Regions from separate parts of the Homo sapiens genome. Here region 2 is linked to region 1. Evidence: chromatin loops called from intact Hi-C (ENCODE). Cell type or tissue: OCI-LY7. All regions are shown on one strand. Links, peaks and the distances in the headings refer to the core of each region. The heading gives the core; the rest is flanking DNA.

Region 1 (5,372 bases), core at 214-5,213:
TTGAGGTGGTAACTGGTCTCCTAATCCCCCTTTTTGTTTATTCAACATACATTGTAATGTTTGATGTACCCGCTCTATAATGCCTTGTCCTCAAGGGATGTAAGGAATTCCTGTTTTATGGGTTATAGCCCAAAGCTGTAAGAAATTTTGAAAAGCATGACTAGTATAAGCGGGTCCATTGTCAGTTTTTAATTGTTTAGGAATCCCCATATGAGCAAATGATGACAGACAATGTGGCCGTACATGACCAGCTGTCTCACCTGTTTGGCATGTAGCAGGCAGCATATGAGAATAAGTGAAACAAATTAAGCAGTTCGGGGTCTAGAGTACTTTTAATTGTAGCAGTTTCTATGCGACTGGTTACATTCACAACATAGGCTGAATCACAGACAATGTTGATAGGATCTGCAGCTGTGAGCTGTAAAACCTGAATGACTGCAATCAACTCTGAGTGTTGAGCTGAAACCCCAGAGGTCATTATTGTTTGAGTATGTTTAGGTCCATAAATAGCTGCATGACCTTTGGAAGAGCCATCAGTAAAATAAGTCTGGCCACCTGGAATAAGCTTGTGATGAGTAATCACAGGAAGAATGAAAGAATGGACTTTATAAAACTGCAAAATTTTGTCTGAGGGATAATGAAATCAAAGGTTTCTGTAGCTGTAGCTGGGAGGCATGCCATTGCCGAACTCAACTTCTGCCTCTGGTTAATTGCCGCGGGGAATCTAAAGAAGAATCTCCCTGCGGGGTTTAACCTGCCTTTCCAGTTACTGATATCGGGTTAGGGTTTCCTTGTAGGGATTTCCCTAAACCTTTCCCACTCTGATATCCCATGTCCTTCAACATTTTAAATCCTGGGTTATCAAAGTTTTCATATGTAAGTCTCATATCCCATGCTGTAAATCTCGATAAACTGATATGGCTATCAATTTATAGCCATAAATTGATAGCTATATTTTCAACATAAGGCTGAAAAGTACATGATTGTCCATCCAGACCAAGACAAGATAAAAATCTCAGCACTCTGTTGAACACTTTTAGCTGCTCCTACTCCCACTAGGGATGTGGCAGTTATTCTGAGAGGCCATGCTGGGGGCCAGTCCTTACTGGATATTACTGACACATCAGCTCTTGTGTCCATAAGCCCATAAAATTTCTTTCCTTTAATTTGTACTACACAGGTGGGCCTACTAGAGGCTATAGATTGTGATAAATAGATTTCTCGTGTAGTTGTGCTCCCAAACCCTTTATTTCCTTGTTTCTCCTTTAGTGGAGAAGGGTATAATTTGCAGGGAATAAGCAATAATTGTGCTATATATTCTCCCAGTTCAAAAACCCAAAGATCTTGTGACATTAAAACTACTTGAATTTCTCCTTCATAATCAGAGTCAACAACTCCTGGGACTACAGTAATGCTTTGCAAGTTAAGGTGGCTTTTGCCTAAAATTAGTCCCCTGTATCCTGCTGGTAAAGGTCCCCAGATGCCAGTGGGAATTTTGATAGGTTTGTCTCCACCAACTAACATTACCTGTTCTCTGACTGGGAGATCTAATCCTGCACTTCTGGGTGTTCCTGGAATGAGGGAATCAATGTTTCTCCTGGGACCCGCCCCTGAAATGGGGTTGTGGTCTGAACTGGGAATGCCCTCATTGTTTGAGGGACCCAGGTCCAGGCCCCCTTCTCGTTTCCCGACAGTGGGGGATGCCATTCTGATGAAATCTTGAGCGGCACTGATTACCCCAGTGATTTCCTTTGTTACAGCGAGGAGAGTCCTGGCATGTTTTCCACTATGGAGGGAGGGGTACTGCATTATAAGATCCTTTCTGTCCTGAGATCTGGCAGCATTCCTTTTTAAAATGTCCAGTTTTTCCACAATTATAACATTTTCCTACTTTAGGGCTTAATCCTTGGCTCCTTTTAGATTTGTCAACTGCTAGATTAGCCATTGCTTGCGCTAACATTGAAGACCCATGAAGCTCAGTTCCTACATCCTGACAAGCTCTGAGAAAAGTTTTTTGTACACCTCACAGGTGCCAGTGCACGTTTACAATCTGCGTTTGCATTCTCAAAAGCTAAAGTTAAGGTTAGCATTTCCGTGGCAGTGGCAAGAGGAATTTGATGCTTCACTGCCTCTTGTAATCTTGCAAGAAACTGCGCGTAGGGTTCCTGTGACCCTTGCATGATATGTAAAAAGGACAGTACTGGGACTCCCTCTTCAGGAATTGTGGCCCAGGTGTGTTTAGCAGCCTGTGCACACTGCTGATAAGCAGCGTCTGGGAGTGCCATTTGACGTTCCAGGTCTGAATAAGGGCCATTACCCAATAGCATATCCTCTGTAATGTCTCCATGTCCAGCAATATGGTTCTGTCTAGCCTGGTCTGCACACAGTTCTTGCCAATTTAAATACCACGTCAGATATGCACTAGCAGACAAGCAAGTTTGAGCCAAGTGTTTTACATCAAAGGGTAGAAGACACATAGCACCAAATGCAGATTCTACCAATCCTAAAGTGAATGGGCTCTGTACCCCATTATTAGCTACACTCGTTACACTTACAGAAATAGGAAAAGTACAAGGTCCTAAGGGCTCCCCTTAGCTATGGCAGCAGAGCATAAAATTCTTTGTATTGGGGTCACTATTTCTGCTACCAAAGGAGGCGGTACAGATGTTTCTGCAACTGGAGGGGGCGGTGTAGGCCAATTTTTATCCTCCCTCTCCATTTTTTATTTTCAATTGGAGCTGTGGGTGGGACAACAGATTCTTTCAGATTTTTTAGACTCAGCCTGCTGTCCAGCAGAATAATAAGGAGATAGCAGAAGAACAGTACGAACTAGACTCCAAGTGGAGAAAACAGAAGAATCAACTTTAGGACCTTTTTGATGAGCCTGTTTTAATCCTTCTCCTGGTCTATCCCAATTTTCCACATCAAGAGTGCCTGCCTGTGGAAACCATGGGTTATGCGTAATAACCTTTTGTGGCTTCTGCAGGAGGTTAGTTAGTGCCTGCGAATTAACCTGAGCTCCAGACTGTCTCAACAGAACTTTAAGCAACTGCACATGATGTTTTTCTTCAATAGACAAATTCTGCTTCATGTTACCCTGATTCAGAAAACTTCCCATTCCAAGTACTTCTTTAGAGCACTGACCTTATATCGTTCCCAGTACCTCTTTAGGGCACTGACCTTCTATCTGCTGCCAGCAGACTCATCCTGGGGTCCCCGTTCATCTTGTCAATTTCAATTCCTCTGCTCCAGCAGAGCTTCTTCATTCACGTCTTCAAAGTCCCTGTGTTCAGATGCCACGTGTCCGACATCCTTGGAGTCCCTGTTCTGGGTCGCCACTTGTCACCTGCACAGACCTTGGGGGACTGAACAAAGGGGGCAAACATGGGAATAAAAGACAAAGACAAGAGAGCATATTTGAAAGAAGGGGTCAGGGGGCTCCTTGCTTCTGGTAAACAGGGGGCCTGAGCTTTAGAGCCCTTCACATTTATTAGGCAAAAGAGATAGCAAGAAGTGGGGGGTGATTGTCGGTTAGCAGTTTGATTTACAGCAGGCTTGCAAGACTGCAGTCTTTGAACAATAGGATCTAGATGTCCCAGTAGATAATCTCAATGAGCATGGCGCCAGGGCCCTCAGCAAACCTCCTGGCGGCAGGCGCAGTTGTGAGTTTGCCCACATCCTGCATTCATGATAAACAGTTTGCTGTTTGATCATATATCCTTCAGTGGAATGCTGAGTTGGTCACAATCCCTTTGGCCTTTTCAGCTCCCAACAGATGGGTACAATAGCAGAATGGAGATTGCAGGGAAACATGCCAGTGATCTCAAAGATAGAAAAATAGAAATTATCCAATCTGAACAACAGAGAAAAAGGACTGGGGGGAGCTGAACAGAACTTCAGGCACCTGTGAGACAATTCCAAAATATCTAATGTTCGTGTTACCAGGATCTGAGAAGAACAGGAGAAACAGAATGGAGCAGAAGAAAATATCTGAAGAAATAATGGCTGAAAACTTCCCAAATGTGGTGAAAGGCATACACCTATAGACTCAGGAAGCTGAGTAAACCACAAACAGGATAAACCAAAGGAAATCCAACCCCCATTTTTCAGGTTTTAGAACTTCAGGGAGGGAGTCACTTCCCCTTGTCATGAGGGATGCTTATGACTTCAGACTGAAATGATTCCCTGTCTCCTGTTACACAAAGAGAGTGAAAATAAATTTAATCAGTTCAGAATGATATTAAATGAAAGTCAGAATCTCCTGCTCTTTCTCCCAGTTCCATCTCTTAGAGTCACTCACTCTTTCTGTTTTTTGTTCTGGTTTGCTAAGGGTGATCCCAAAGAACTTAACTACTTAACAGAGTTGTTAATAACTAGGCTATATATAAACAGAATCTAAATTAATTTAGAAAGGAACTCTCCCAGTTACTTCAAAAAATCAGATAAATGCTTAATAAGTGCCCCTTGTCCCCAGGTCCAATTCATCTTAGGTCTGGTGGCAGAACTGATAGCTACATGCTTTCCTGTGTTTTCCCAAAGCACTGAGGAAGAAGTGGTGCAAATGTGAGGTTCTTGGGGAACCCCCATCTATATAAACAAAGCTTATATCCATGGATTGAGATGGCCACTGTCTCAAAGGCAGGTCTATGTTTTGAACCGATACCCAATTCAGAGCCATGAGAGAGACCACAGGATGAATGTGAGGCAAGCCTTATTCTGCTAGGCTTCAGGGAAAACGGAATCCAGGAACTCTCTCGCCCCTGGTTGCTCTCATTCTCCATCATTTATTCTCGCTGCAGTCTGATTTTCTCTAGGTGGTGTGAAGCAGTGTCCTGGCGACTGCTGGGGCCCTCTTTTTAATTTCATCTTTCGATCTCCATTCTTCCATTCTATGAGCACAGAACCTCTGATTTTAGTTGGGTGTGTGTACACCCAGAATGAAGACTTTATTCCCTAGCCTCCCATGCAGCTAAATTTGACCATATAACTAAGTTATAGTCAATGTGAAGTATAACGGGAAGAGATGTGTGCAATTCTAAGTCGTACCCTTAAAGGAAAAGGGAATGTACCCCCCATTCCTCCTTTCCCCCTTCCCACTAGCTGAGATGAAAATATGTTGGAGAGCCAACTTGGACCATGCATATGAGGGTAGGATTCTAAGGATGGGGAGCCACAAGTAGAAGAAGGATGAGTCCCTGGGCAGCCTGTGAAGTCCTACCTGCACTGAACCACCTGCCTCTGAACTGTTACATGAGAGAGACAGCAACTTCAGCCTCTTTTCAGCCACAGTTAATTTGGTTCTGTTACAGCCTGTATTCTTACTACATTAAAATTTCCAAAGCAGTCACGAGCTCACTGAGATTTTAGGAAAG
Region 2 (5,372 bases), core at 310-5,309, 84 kb after region 1:
CCTGGCATCCGGCCCTCTGTTTTCCATCTCTATAATTTTGTCATTTCAGAATGTTACATAAGTGGAATCGTACAGTATGTGACCATTTGAGGTTGGCTTTTTTCACTCAGCACAATACCCTCTAGATCCATCCAGGCTGTTGTGTGTGTCAATAATAGTTCATTCCTTCTTACTGCTGAGTAGTATTCCATGATGTGAATGTACCAGGGTTTGTTTAACCTGTTGAAGAATAGCTAAGTTGTTCCCAGTTTTTGGTGGTTACAAACAAAGTTATTCTTATACAGGTTTTTGTATAGACATACGTTTTCATTTCTCTAGGATAAATGCCCAAAGTGCAATTGCTAGGCTGTATGACAAATGTATGTTTAAGTTTTTTAAAGAAACTGCCACCAGGTGTGGTGGTGCATGCCTGTAATCCCAGTACTTTGGGAAGCTGAGACAGGTGGATCACTTGAGCCCAGAAGTTCGAGACCAGCCTGGGCAGCATGGTGAAATCCTATCTCTACAAAAAATACAAAAATTAGCCAGGTATGGTGGCTTGTGCCTGTAGCCCCAGCTACTCAGGAGGCTGAGGCAGGAGGATTGCTTGAGCCCAGGAGGTGGAAGCTGCAGTGAGCCAAGATCACAGCACTGCACTCCAGCCTGGGTGACAGAGTGAGACCCTGTCTCAAAAAGAAACTGCCAAACTAGTTCCTGGAGTGGCTATACCATTTTATTTTGCCGTGAGCAATACATGAGTGCTCCAGTTTCTTCATGTCTTCACCAGAATTTGGTATTATTACTATTTTATATTTTAGCCACTATGATAGGTATAATGATGGCTCATCATGGTCTTAATTTGCATTTCCCTGGCACCTGATGATGTGGACCATCTTTCCATGTGCTTATTACCATCTGTATATTCTTTCCGGTAAAATGTTTCTTCATATATTTTACTCATTTTCTAAATGGCTTGTTTTCTTCTTCTTGTTTTTTGAGACAGGGTCTTGCTCTATTGTCCAGGCTGCAGTGCAGTGGTGCGATCACGGGTCACTGCAGCCTCCACCTCCCGGGTCAGGTGATCCACCCACCTCAGCCTCCCGAGTAGCTGGGACCACAGGTGCACACCACCATGCCCAGCTAATTTCTTTTATTATTGTTATTTTTATTTTTTGCAGAGACAAGGTCTTGCTATGTTGGCCAGGCTGGGGCTTGTCTGTAGTGTTTTGGGAGTTCTTTGTGTATTCTAAAGTCCTTTGTCAGATGTGTGGTTTATGTTTTCTCTCAGTCTGTAGCTTAACAGTTCTGAATTTTGATGAGGTCCAGTTTATTGATTTTTTTTTCTTTTGTGGCTCATACTTTGTAAAGAAATATTTACCTAGCCCTAAGTCCGAAAGATTTTCTCCTTCGTATTCTTCTAAAATGGTTATAGTTTTATGTTTTGCGTTTACGTTTATGATTGAATTTGGGTTAATTTTTTTGTAAGGAGTTAGGTTTCAGTCAAAGTTCATATTTTTGCCATGGTTGCACCATTTGCTTTTTTTGTTGTTTTGTTTGTTTGTTTGTTTTGAGATGGGGTCTCACTCTGTCACCCAGGCTGGAGTGCAGTGACATGATCTTGGCTCACTGCAACCTCCGCCTCCTGGGCTCAAGCGATCCTCCCATCTCAGCCTCCTGCGTATCTGGGACCACAGGCACGTTCCAGCACACCTGGCTAATTTTTGTATTTTTGTAGAGATGAGGTTTCACCCTGTTGCCCAGGCTGGTCTTGAACTCCTGACCTCAGCTGATCTCCCTGTGTTGTCCTCCCAAAGTGCTGAGATTACAGGCATGAGCCACTGCGCCCAGCCAACACCATTTGTTGAAAGCACTCTTGCAAAAAGCAGTTGACTTTACTCATTTGAGGCTATTTCTGGATTTTCTACTTTGTTCCACTGATACTTGTCTATCCCTTCACCAGTACCACACTGTCTTGATTATTGTAGCTATATATAATAAGTCTTGAAATTTGGTGGTGATTCCTCTCGCTATTCTTTTTGTCAGAATTGTTTTAGCTATTCTAAATTCCTTTGTCTTTTCATATAAAGTTTAGACTAACCTTCCCTGGATCTGCAAAACATCTTGTAGAGATTTTGATAGAAATGGTGTTATATCTGTATATCAATTTGGTGGCAATTGACAGCTTTACTAATTCTTTCAACACGTGAATACAGAGAATCTTCCATTTATTTAGGTCTTCTTTGATATCTTTTATCAGTATTTTGTTGTTTTCAGCATACGGTTCCTGTATGTGTTTTGTTAGATTTACACGTATTTCTTTTTGTTGTTCTTGTTTTTAGGTTTTATTTTGCTTCGTTTTTGTTTTTAACAGAGATGGGGGTCTTGCTTTGTTGCCCAGGCTGGTCTTGAACTCCTGGCCTCAAGTGGTCCTCCGGCCTTGGTCTCCCAAAATGCTGGGATTACAGGAGTGAGCCACTGAGCTCGGCCTCTTTTTTTTTTTTTTTTTTTGAGTGATTGTAAGTGGTATTGTATTGTATTCCTTTTCTTTTCTTTTCCTTTCTTTTCTTTTCCTTTCCTTTCCTTTCCTTTTTTTTTTTTTTTTTTTTTTTGAGGTGGAGTCTTGCTCTGTCACCTAGGCTGGACTGAGCAGTGGCTCAGTCTTGGCTCACTGCAACCTCCACCTCCTGGGTTCATGTAATTCTCCTGCCTCAGCCACCTGAGTAGCAGGGACTACAGGTGCTTGCCACCAGCCCAGCCAATTTTTGTATTTTTAGTAGAGAGGAGGTTTCAACAGTTGCCCAGGCTAGTCTTGAACTCCTGGGCTCAAGTGATCCATCTTCCTCGGCCTCCCAAAGTGCTGGGACTACAGGCATGAGCCACCACGCCCAGCCTGGTGTTGTATTTTAAATTTCAGTTTACATGTGTTCGTTGTTAGTATACAGAAGTACAATTGAATCTTGTGTGTTAATTTTGTATCCCAGGACCTTGCTAAACTCTTTTATTTGGTCTAGGAGTTTATTTGTAGATTCTTTGGGATTTTCTAGTAGACCATCGTGCCATCTATAAATAGGAACCGTTTTATTTCTTCTCTTCTGATCTGTGTGACTCCCCCTCTTTTCTTGCCTACTGTGCTGGCTAGGTCTTCCAGTACCATCTTTAATAGTGTTGGGAGAGTGAAGTTCCTTGCCTTTTTCTGCATCATGAATTTGTATATTTTTACATTTTTCTCAAGACAAAAATCCAGTCCTTTTATCCCCTGTTGCTCACTATTTACTGTGACTTTTTCTATTTTAAGTGGGTTTTAAAGGAGGCTTTTCCTGATGCCAGTTTCCCTTGGGAAATGAAGGGCCTCTTCCTGTATCCTCGCCCCTTCCCTCCCCGTTTTCCTGGCTTTTTAAGGGCATGGACTTTGACGCCCCCTAGTGGCCGCGTGGAGCCACGTCTCCTCTCGCCCCTAGGGGAGAAGCGTGGACTGGGGACGTGGGGGGACCCGGGGACGGCTCCATCCTCCTTTCCCCATCCCTACCCCCACCCCAGTGTCTCCTGAGGCACAGGGTCCCCACGGGCCGGGCTGACCCCCTGCCCCCTGGTGTCTGCAGACAGCGGTCTCGGGCCCCGGGCCCGGCCAGATGGTGGCACCGGTAACCGGGTACAGCCTGGGCGTGCGGCGAGCTGAGATCAAGCCCGGGGTGCGCGAGATCCACCTGTGCAAGGACGAGCGCGGCAAGACCGGGCTGAGGCTGCGGAAGGTCGACCAGGTAGGGCGCGGGGGCTGGGTGGGAAGAGGAGCTCGAGCTGCACGCGCTCTCCCGCCAGGCCTCAGAGCTCAGAGGGCCCGTCCACAGTAAGGAAGGTGCAGAGCGGGCCTCCTAACCCCAGCGGCCAGGCTCTTGCCCCCAGTCCCTCCTCCCCGAGACCCGGGCGGGGCTGGTGCTGGGTTGCGCAGGGCCCTCCACTGGCCTCTCCGTGGGCTTCCGTCGCTCGGAGGAGCCTCCCTTCCCCACCTGCCCTTCGCTGCCCAGGGCATCTAGCTTCCAGGCGACGGTGTAGACAGCCGACGCCAGGGAAGCCCATGCCTTTGTGAATGGTACAGTGGAGTGTTTCGGAGTGCAGCCCCAGGCCAGGGTTGAAATCCTGACTCACCTGCTTCCTAACTATGAGGCCTAGAGTGTTTCCTCCCCGGTAAATGGGGTAACCTTGGTGCCTGCCATGCAGAGCTGTGTCCCTGGCACCCTGTAGGTTCCTGGAGTATCAGGAGGAAAACAACAGGTTGGAAGAGGGATCTGTGCCTAGGGTGGGCCAGGGACACTGACTCTGGGGCCCTGCCTCCCCCAGGGGCTCTTTGTGCAGTTGGTCCAGGCCAACACCCCTGCATCCCTTGTGGGGCTGCGCTTTGGGGACCAGCTCCTGCAGATTGACGGGCGTGACTGTGCTGGGTGGAGCTCGCACAAAGCCCATCAGGTGGTGAAGAAGGCATCAGGCGATAAGATTGTCGTGGTGGTTCGGGACAGGTGAGTAGCCAGGCCCGGGCAGCCTCTCCGTCTCACCCCAGCCATGTCCCCAGGACAGCTCACTGTCCCTCCTGCCAGGCCGTTCCAGCGGACTGTCACCATGCACAAGGACAGCATGGGCCACGTCGGCTTCGTGATCAAGAAGGGGAAGATTGTCTCTCTGGTCAAAGGGAGTTCTGCGGCCCGCAACGGGCTCCTCACCAACCACTACGTGTGTGAGGTGGACGGGCAGAATGTTATCGGGCTGAAGGTAGGCTGGTGGCCGCACCAGGGAGGGACTGCCGGGTGGTGGGAGGGCTCAGGTCTTTGGGCAGCTTGCTTACCCCACCTGAGCCTCAGCATCCTCTTCCTAAGGTTGCTGTGAGGGTTCAGTAAGACGGTGTTCGTAGGGCTGGGTGCGGTGACTCACGTCTGTAATCCCAGTGCTTTGAGAGGCCAAAGCAGGAGGATCACTAAGTCCAGGAGCACGAGACCAGCCTGGGCAATGTGAAACCCTCTTTCCACAAAAAAAACTAAAAAATTAGCCAAGCGTGGTGGTGCACACCTGTAGTCCTAGCTACTCAGGAGGCTGAGGTGGGAGGACTAATTGAGCCTGGGAGGTCAAGGATGCAGTGAGCTATGATCATGCCACTGCACTCCAGCCTGGGCAACAGAGAGAGACCCTGTCTCCAAAAAAAAAAAAAAAAGACAGTGTACCTAGAGCTCTGAGCACAGTGCCAGGCACATAGCAGGTGCTTAATACATAATAGCTATTGCTGGCTGCATGGACACCTCCTTGCTCTGTATGGCACTTTTTTTGGTATAGTGGATCATGTTCAGTAGTTTAGGAATGTTTTAGAAAATCGTTATTCAGAAATCCATGGGGTCGTGAGGTTCTTCAGA

What was found. Hi-C counts contacts between places; a loop is a spot of excess contacts. Peaks named below come from ENCODE experiments on the same cell type or tissue, not always from the same donor. Only the 100,000 strongest peaks of a DNase experiment are listed, where the experiment ranks them.
Region 2: it touches region 1 in a loop (7-fold over the local background); 96 of 110 quality-filtered maps call a loop at or near these places.

What each region holds. Positions count from the first base shown.
Region 1 is chr20:1,395,204-1,400,575 of GRCh38, reverse strand. No RefSeq gene overlaps it. Among named protein-coding and RNA genes, the nearest start is that of FKBP1A-SDCBP2, 4.7 kb to the right of the region's middle. In OCI-LY7, for the core only: CTCF peaks have their summits at 2,156, 2,360 and 2,658; a DNase peak (open chromatin) is centred at 2,135; H3K27ac peaks cover 1,108 bases.
Region 2 is chr20:1,311,705-1,317,076 of GRCh38, reverse strand. SDCBP2 (syndecan binding protein 2) reads left to right here. Exons shown (of 9, transcript NM_080489.5): 5 at 3,579-3,737; 6 at 4,315-4,490; 7 at 4,569-4,740. FKBP1A-SDCBP2 (FKBP1A-SDCBP2 readthrough (NMD candidate)) reads left to right here. Exons shown (of 10, transcript NR_037661.1): 6 at 3,579-3,737; 7 at 4,315-4,490; 8 at 4,569-4,740. Among named protein-coding and RNA genes, the nearest start is that of SDCBP2-AS1, 11 kb to the left of the region's middle. In OCI-LY7, for the core only: CTCF peaks have their summits at 3,194 and 3,397 (motif pointing left); a DNase peak (open chromatin) is centred at 3,406.